Regions from separate parts of the Homo sapiens genome. Here region 1 is linked to region 2. The links are chromatin contacts, found by Hi-C or POLR2A ChIA-PET in ENCODE. All regions are on one chromosome and are shown on one strand. The core of a region is the stretch at or near the end of the contact, and the rest is flanking DNA. Distances in the headings are between cores, read along the strand shown. Region 1 holds the start of RNF44 (ring finger protein 44). Region 2 has its middle 30 kb from the start of LINC01485.

Region 1 (4,241 bases), core at 177-2,676, 2.7 Mb before region 2:
ATATGTCCAATTAAAGAAACCTGATACATACTGTTAGAACTGTTCAGCATCTTGGTTTCAATTTTTATATAAAATTTAGGATTACGAAATATACCAAAGCAGCATAGAAAATGAGCCCCCCATCCCCCTGCCCCATGGCCCACCACACAGGTTAACAGATGTTAACATTTTGCATTGGCGCCTTGTTTATGGCTGTCTTGGAGATAGCCCCGTGTCGCCTCCAGCTGCCTCTTTGTGGTAACTGCCCAAGAGTCGTTATTGATTATATGCATGCACCCAATATTCATTATTCGACCTGTTCCAGCTCTTGGATATTTAGCAAATTACTGATTTTCTGCTTATATAATTGTGGTGGAGGTAATACCCCATTTTGTATAAATTTTGCCCGGGTGGGTGGGCTTCGAGGCAAAGGAGAACGAGGCTCGGCTTTGGATTAGGTTCACACTCCTGCTCCGCCACACTTCTAGTTGTGTGATCTGGAGTAAGGGAAGGCCCTCACTTTCCCCATCTGTAAAATGAACTGGCTATAGTAATCCCTCCGTCTCATAGCTGCTGAGAGGAATAGAAAACTAAAGTATAGACGCTTCACTGGGCTTAGTTCCCAGTTTCCCTGGCTAGGGAGGTCTCCGCGGGGACACCAAACTCTCAAGCCCAGCCTAGCAGCTAGAGCGCCCAGCGCCTGCACTTTTGCTTTAAACTACAACCTGTTCCCCGCCTCTCTTCCTCCACCGCCACGCTGGGGGCGTGGCGGTTAAATGTCTCTGTGACGTCAGCGCGAGCAGGGCCAATCTCCTTGCCCGGCAGACGTTAGCTCGTTTGCATGGGTGGTCCGCCATTGGTCTGTTGGGCAATCTGGGCCGTACCAGCTTTTTAAAGACGCCGTGTAGTATAAACAAGGAGAAGTGGGGCGGCCGGGCCATGATGTCAGCGCGGTGCTGCAGCTCTTGGGGGTGACGTCATCTCCGGGAAGGTGGCCGGCCCAGGGTTGTTAGAGCCAGCATAACCACTTGGGCCGCTCTCGCCCCGTCAGAGGTCAGACCCATTGCACTTCAGTATCTCAGGCGGCACCCTGTCCCCGAGGAGGGGACCATGACACAGTAAGTCCGTACTGCCGGTTCTCCTGGCGGGACCCATTTCTTCGGCAGGGAAACTGAGCCTCAGAGGCGCGAGTAGTTAGCGAGTTTGCATAGCAAGTTCGAGTTGCAGCCGATCGGTTTTGCCCACCCTGGGGTCTCCCCATCTTTATGTCAGGATATGCGGCCCCGCCCCTTGCTTTTGACTATGGCTGCGGTCCCTTTAAGTGCGAAGGTGGGGGCGAGGAGGAGGTTAAAAAAATTCAAGATGGTGGCCCACTAGTCACGTGCGTGGTCGCGGCGAGTGATTGGCTCTCAGGGCGGAGCTCCCGGCGCGGGGCGGGGCCCCTGCGGGCTTGCAGCGGGCTACTGTTTGCCGGAGCCTCCCGGCGCGCCCCCGCGAGCCCCCTCCCGTCTGGCGCGCGACCCCGCCGCTTCGAATGTTGTGAATCAAATGTGGGGTTTGTTACATTCCGCTGCCGCCGCGGACAGTTCTTAAAGGGCCAGCCGCCGGCTGCCGCGCAGACCCAGCTGCGTCCTGCGCCGCCTCCCGCTCCCTGAGGGCCTGGGCCGAGAGAGACTGATCGCGCGTGGGCCTCGCGAGGCAGACGCCGTCGGGCGGACAACAAAGAGAGAGGCCCCGGAAGGAGCCGGGCTGCCCCCGGACCCGGGGGTGGGGAGGGGAGCACATTGTTCCGCAGGGCGGGAGCTCTTAAAGGATCCAGACAGGCACCCCCCCCCTCCCCCGCCCCCTGCCCAGTTTGGCCGTCCTAGATCGGGAACAAAGGAGTCAACGTGTGGCCGGGCGGCCAAAGGTGAGTCGGTGCCAGGGCCCCCAACTTCCTATTCCCCCACCCATGGACCTTCTGTTCCCCTCCCCTGGGAATGGGGGCCGTGATCTAGGTGGCTCCGTAGGGGTTAATCACGGGCGGTCCAGACTGCGGGCAGCGAGACCCCAGGGATCAGGAACCCCCCCCAAGGCCCCCCGTGGCCGGGCCGTATCTCCCCTCTCCTGCAGCTGAGCGCTGCGGTTGGAGAGGAAGGAGCCGCCCCCCTCCCCCTGCGGCCGCCACTTCCTTTGTTGTTGCTTTTGTCTCACGCCGAGCACATGGTCCGGGATCCTCGGCTCTTAAAGTCGCAGCGTTCTGGCCCCTGCGCTGCAGTCTCGCCTCCCGCCCCCGGTGTCCCTCCGAGAGCGGCGCAAAAGAGTAGGAAGCGGACGAGGGAGGCCCCTCTCGGGGCTGTGTCCGCGCCTCGGCCCCCCAGCACTATGCCTGGGGAGGGGTGGCTGGGTAAGCTTCCCAGAGCCCCACAGCGTGCACTTGGCCCGCGTTGGGGAGCCCCCCCTTCCCCAGGACCCTGGTTTCCTCCCCCACTAGTGTGACCACCTGGTTTCTTCTGGACTCTTCTGGTTTTATTTGGGCGCTGTGGGAAGGAAAGATTTCCACCCCCATTTTATAGCTGTGCCAACTGAGGCGCTCAGAAGCAAAGGGATTTCCTTGACCAAGGTCACTAGGGAGTCTTCTCTCCTAGTCTGGTGGTCCGGCCCTCAGCGGCCTCCAGGCACCACACGTTGGGAAGCTCTGCTTGCGCTGGGCAGAGCCTGCTTGTTTCGGGTGGGGTGTGGGGAAGTAGGAAGGGGGGCTTCTCTTCCTGGCTGAGTCTGCTCATGCCCCCAGGGTCTGACTTTGTTTTTATCTGCAAAAGGGAGTGTCTCTTCCTGCAAACAGATCCCTGGGGCTCTTAGACCAAGGTCAGGGTAGGTGCTTGGGGCACTGGACTTAAGGGGTTGGCCGGCTCTCATGGGTGGGTGTGGGGGGTTATGTTAACTGCAAAATGCATTGCGTGCCTGGGGCGGACGGGGCTCAGCGACGGGACTCTCAAGACCCGTTCACACAGAGCTCCGTGATAGGACAGCATGGAGATGTGGACGGGCAGAGCAGTTGTTAGGGGAGGCCACCTGGCCACCCTTGCTATTTGACCTTGAGCAAGTTGCTAGCTCCAACTCTGGGCCTTGCTTGCTTCTCTGTACTACAGAGCTAAAGATGGGTGCCTGAAAGAGAGTGCTCTCCCAGCCTCCTGTATGGCTTGGAGACTCGGGATTAGGTGATTTCCTCCAGCTACTGATGCCACAGGAGTTATGGCTTGGGGGAGTTTGGGCCTAGGAGGCCAACTAGGACCAATTCCGTTCTCTCTGGTCTTGTGGCCTAGAGTAACTTACTTCCTTTCTCTCGGCTCCAGTTTTCTCAGCCATGAAGTGGGTGTAACCCTTCTACGCCACCCCTGTTCCTGGCAGGGCTTAAAGAACCAGGATCCACTCTTACCAGCTGAGGTATTCCCCTAGAGTGGCATATCTGCCTGCTGCCCCGGAAGTGGCACCCTTCAAGCTCTGCTTGAGGTTGGAAATGGAGGTCAGCGTGTCGTATTCGCTAATAATGATCATTCACACCCAAGCTAAGTTCAAACTTTACAAGTTGCTTCTGCTGTTGCCTTGGAGCAGTCCTTGATGGGAAACTGGGAGGTAGTTATTGGGCTGTTCCCATTTTACAGATGAAGATACTGAGGCTCGGGAGGGGAAGCCCTTGCCCACGGTCTGTAGGCAAGAATCTCGCTAGAAGTCACTGTCATGTGTGAGTCTGTGAGGGCTGACATTCTTACCCACGGCTGGAGGCCCTTCTGTCTCCTGGCTTGCTTTCACAGCTCCTTACCACCTTCCCTGCCCTGGGGAGTGGGTGCCTTTGTAGGGGGCTGGCCACAGAGCAGACACCCACAGGCCTGGGCCTCTGCAGGAGTGCCTTGGGCCTGGCACTACTCAGCCATCTGCAAGACATCCTGACATAAGAGGAGCAGTCAAGGCTGCTGGCTTGGTGGCTAGTCATGGGTGCTTTATGGCCAGACTGCTTAGGTCATGCACCTGCGCACTCACGATTCCAGCTGACTGGCCTTGGACCTCACCTCTCTGAGCCTTGGTGTCCTGACCTGCCAGTGTTGCTGGGAGGACTCACCAAGTTGGCGCCGGGGAAACAGCATGGTTATTATGGTGACTGTTCTGCACCAGCAGAACTATGGGCTCCCCAGCTTTCTGAGGTTAGCTAGGGTAGAGATTCCCAAATCTAGCTGTGCTGTGACAACTTCTGGGGAATTTGTTAAACATCTAGGTGCCCTTGT
Region 2 (4,213 bases), core at 912-3,411:
GACCTCAGGCTCCCAACCTCCAGAACTGTGAGAAATAAAGTTCTCTGGTTTATGGTACCTATTAGGTTGGTACAAAAGTAATTGCAGTTTTTGCCATTAGTTGTTTTTTTTGTTTGTTTGTGTGTTTGGTTTGTTTTGTTTTTCTTTTTTTTTTTTTTTTGTGAGATGGAGTCTCGCTCTGTCACCCAGGCTGGAGTGCAGTGGCATGATCTCGGCTCACTGCAAGCTCCGCCTCCTGGGTTCATGCCATTCTCCTGCCTCAGCCTCCCGAGTAGCTGGGACCACAGGCACCTGCCACCACGCCTGGCTAATTTTTCGTATTTTTAGTAGAGACGGGGTTTCACCGTGTTAGCCAGGATGGTCTCGATCTCCTGACCTCATGATCCGCCCACCTCGGCCTCCCAGAGTGCTGGGATTACAGGCGTGAGCCACTGCACCCTGCTTGCCATTAGTTTCAATCACAAGAACTGTAATTACTTTTGCATCAACCGTATAGTTATTGCAGCCCAAACTAAGATACCTCTTAGCAACCCAATGATATAGATCCTTACTGTACAGACAAACAGAGTTGTTATGTAACTTACTGGAGCTCACACAGCTAGTTAGTGGGAAGGCTAAGATTCAAACTCCAGAGCCCACACTCTTAGCCACTAGGCTAGCCTGAGCCTAGTGACTGTCCTCTTTCTGTTCCACCACAAAGCTTCTTGTGGCTTTGTTTTTCGTGAGAACGTCTAGTCCCTCCCCAACTCTGCTTTGAGGTGTTATTTAAACAATGTAATCGGGCCAATCTGCTTCTCATAATGCCTGACTCATTCTCTGTCTTCTACAGTGTCAAGTCCAAGTAGCATGTCTACTGTTGGGTCTGTGCTGCCTCCCCTCAATGGCTCACCCACACCCCCACACACATACACACCCACACACACACACCTGCTGACAGATCAGGCCACTGATGATTTCTGGAAAATGTCAGCTTCCTAGGGTGGCATCGTCCATACATATAATGCAAGTCACGTATGTAATTTTACATTTTCTAGCAGCTACATTAAAAAAGTAAAAAGAGGCCAGGCGCACCTGTAATCCTAGCACTTTGGGAGGCTGCGGCAGGCGGATCACGAGGTCAGGAGTTCGAGACCAGCCTGACCAACATGGTGAAACCTCATCTCTACTAAAAATACAAAAATTATCTGGGCATGGTGGCACGCGCCTGTAATCTCAGCTACTCAGGAGGATGAGGCAAGAGGATTGCTTGAACCCGGGAGGCGGAGGTTGCAGTGAGCCGAGATCACACTATTGCACTCCAGCCTGAGCAACAGAGCAAGACTCCATCTCAAAAAAAAAAAAAAAAGTAAAAAGAAACTGGTAAAATCCCTTTAGTAGCATATTAAATATATGTAAAATATTGACATTTCAACATGTAATCAACAGAAAACAAATTAGGAGTGAGTTTCTTGTTTTTGTTCTAAATTTTAGCAATCTGGCATATATCTTAAACTTATGGGCCATCTCAAATTGGAGTAGCTGCATGTTCCTAGTGGCTGCAGTACTGGACTGTGCAATTCACCAAATTTTTTAGGTCAGAGTACATCTAGGAAATGACCATACTTGTATGGTGTCCCAGGGTAAATAGTCGAGCCTGTTAGGGGCCAGAGGCAACAGGCCAGATGCCCCAAGTTCCCATCGCCCCACTTTCTTCACTGTTCCAAAAGAAACCCCCCTTAAGGGCTGGACATTCAGAGGCTTTATGCATATTAGGAAAAGGCATCCTGTCTGGGGATTTCAGTCCCACTACTCTTGAAGCTGAAGCTGGATGCCCTCGTTTTGTGCACAGCATGTACAACTACCTTCAGGCGTCTGCTGAGGGATGAGGGATCCATTTCTGGGCGCACATGTATCTAGCCATGGTAGCACAGGCCGGGAAGCTCTGTGCTGGAAATTCTGAGTTTGTGTGTGTGTGTGTGTGTGTGTGTGTGTGTGTGTGTGTGTTACCTTTCTTCCTTCTCTTTACTCTCCTTTTCTGCCTTCTGTCGAGCACAGCCTGCCTGTGACCTCACAGCAATAAGTTAGGCCAGTGGTTTTCAAAGTGCAGTTCCCAGAATAGTAACAGCAGCATCACCTGGTTCCTGTTAGAAATGCAAATTCTCAGGCCCCACCCTAGACCTACTGAATCAGAAACTCTGGGGGTGGGGCCCAGAGCTCTGTGTTTGACGAGCCCTCCCTGTGATCCTGATGCTGTCTACACAGAATAGAAATACTGTGATAATAACACCACCACCACCTGCCTTTCACTGAGTGCTTTCTGTGAACACTTACTAAATGACTATGACCCTCATAGCCAGTCTGATGAGGGTGCCATAACTTGCCCCATGTTACAGAAGGGAAACTGAGGTGTGGAGGCCAGTGGTTCGAACAGACCCCACAGCTGGTGTATGACAGTGCAGACACAGGATTTGAATTGAGTTATCTTTACTGGAGCACCCATGGTTGCAACTGTTTGGCTATGCAGCTTCTTTTTCTACTTCAGCCCAACTGATGGCTTGAAGTCTTTGGCTTGGAAATATTCTGTCCTAATCTCTCATTCGTTCATTCATTTATTCTGGATTGAGCTCCTAATCTGTGCCAGGTCCCATATTAGGCACTGGAGCTGCAAAGATAACTAGGACTTGGTCGTTACTCATAAGAAGCTTATAGAATAGTTAATTTGGGTCTTGGGAAGGCAAAACAAACCAAGAACAGTCCGGATTAAGATGAATTGGGGTCAATTGAATAATTGGAAATTTGGCAGTCATAGTGGTAATTTCTTAGTGGGAAACACATGTGCTTGGATTTTTCGGGATAGTATTGGTTATGACTCAACCCCTCCCCTTTCTCATGTAACCATTTCTTCCTCATTGATTGCTCTGGAAGCAGAAATTTTATTTTATTGCTTTAGATAATAACTTGGCCTCACTTTATTTGTCAGCTGAGTTCTAATGGTGCAAAGTGGAATGATTTTCCTGGACCCACTTTTTAGGGGTATGGATGTTGTGACACTTTGGGAAACTGGAAGTGATTCTATATGACAGTTTTGTAGGTCAGAATATACATGCAACCTGGAAGTCCACTGGGACTTCTCTGCTCCTTGGAGATAGATAAACATTATATCTGTTAGAAATGCCTTTGGATGCAAGTAACTAAAAACAAGGCCCAGTAGTTTATTCTTATTTATAACAAAAAGTCCAGAATGAACAGACGATAGCCTTGGTTCAGCAGCTTGTTAATGCCGGGGCCAGTAACTCTGATTCCCTTGGCCTCTCCCCTCATGCTTGTCTCTCAGAATCACAAGATGCCCTCATAGAACCAGACATCACATCTGTGTTCAAGGCAGGATGAAGCTGTGGGGAAAGTGTTGTTATAGACAGGTTTTCTTTCTTTCTTTTATTTTTGCTGGGTGCTATAGTTTGAATGTGTCTTCCAAATTTCATGTGCTGGAAACTTAATCCCTAAATTCATATGTTGATTAGAGACGGGGCTTTTGGGAGGAAACTAGGACTAGATAAGGTCATTAGGGTGGGGCCCCCATGATGGGACTGGTGGCTTTATAAGAAGAGGAAGAGAGACCTGAACATACACGCAGTCTCTTGCCCTCTCTCCATGTGATGCCTCCTGCCACATTTTGACTCAGAACAAGGCCCTCCCCAGGGCCCATGCCATGCTCTTGGACTTCCCATCCTCCAGAACTGTGAGCTACATACATTTCTTTTCTTTATAATTTACTCAGTATGTGGTATTCTGTTATAGCAAGAGAAAATGAACTAAGACACCACGTAAGCAAAGCTTTCCCAAAGCCCCCACAATAGGCTTCCTCTTAAGTCCTATTGGTCAAAACTGTGTCATGTGGCCTTAAGGGATGCTGGAAGAATATTTGTCACAATTGGCTCAGACTCATAGTGATTTATCACTGCAGCTGGGCATGGTTCTGTGAGCAAGAAAAAGGGGAGAATGGACAATCTGTAGGAGACTAAGAGTGTGTACTACAATCACCATCTCCACTATGGTTGTCTTCTTTTTGCCATGCTAGCAAACAATGCTTTTGCCATGTGCTGGCCGCGATAATAATTGTTTTGTAGGTGTTTCCTCATCTAATTCTCAGAACAATCGTAGAGATTGTTCTTAGAGATAAAGGAGGGAGATTAAGAAAGGCCACGTGATCTGCCCAATATCACTCAGCTACTAA

What was found. Hi-C counts contacts between places; a loop is a spot of excess contacts on that map. ChIA-PET counts read pairs that join two places held with the same protein, here RNA polymerase II (POLR2A). Pooled maps may share reads with other maps.
Region 1: a pooled map shows a loop between it and region 2 (7-fold over the local background). The contact joins the promoter of RNF44 here to the enhancer-like site in region 2. A Hi-C loop is called at or near these places in 1 of 37 single-sample maps with no recorded cell type and 2 of 50 pooled maps. POLR2A ChIA-PET finds 5 or more read pairs at or near these places in 1 of 52 experiments (AG04449).

Annotation. Positions count from the first base shown.
Region 1 is chr5:176,534,587-176,538,827 of GRCh38, reverse strand. It overlaps RNF44 (ring finger protein 44), which reads left to right and starts at 1,426. Exons shown (of 11, transcript NM_014901.5): 1 at 1,426-1,888. LOC124901143 (a long non-coding RNA gene) reads right to left here and starts at 899. Exons shown (of 2, transcript XR_007059071.1): 1 at 705-899. RefSeq lists enhancers at 433-612, 853-1,292, 4,039-4,241 and silencers at 1,403-1,662, 1,743-1,932.
Region 2 is chr5:173,819,204-173,823,416 of GRCh38, reverse strand. No RefSeq gene overlaps it. Among named protein-coding and RNA genes, the nearest start is that of LINC01485, 30 kb to the right of the region's middle. RefSeq lists a cis regulatory region at 593-995. Within about 2 kb of position 2,161, at least 6 of the 41 ENCODE cell types and tissues checked have a DNase peak (open chromatin) inside an H3K27ac peak, as active enhancers do.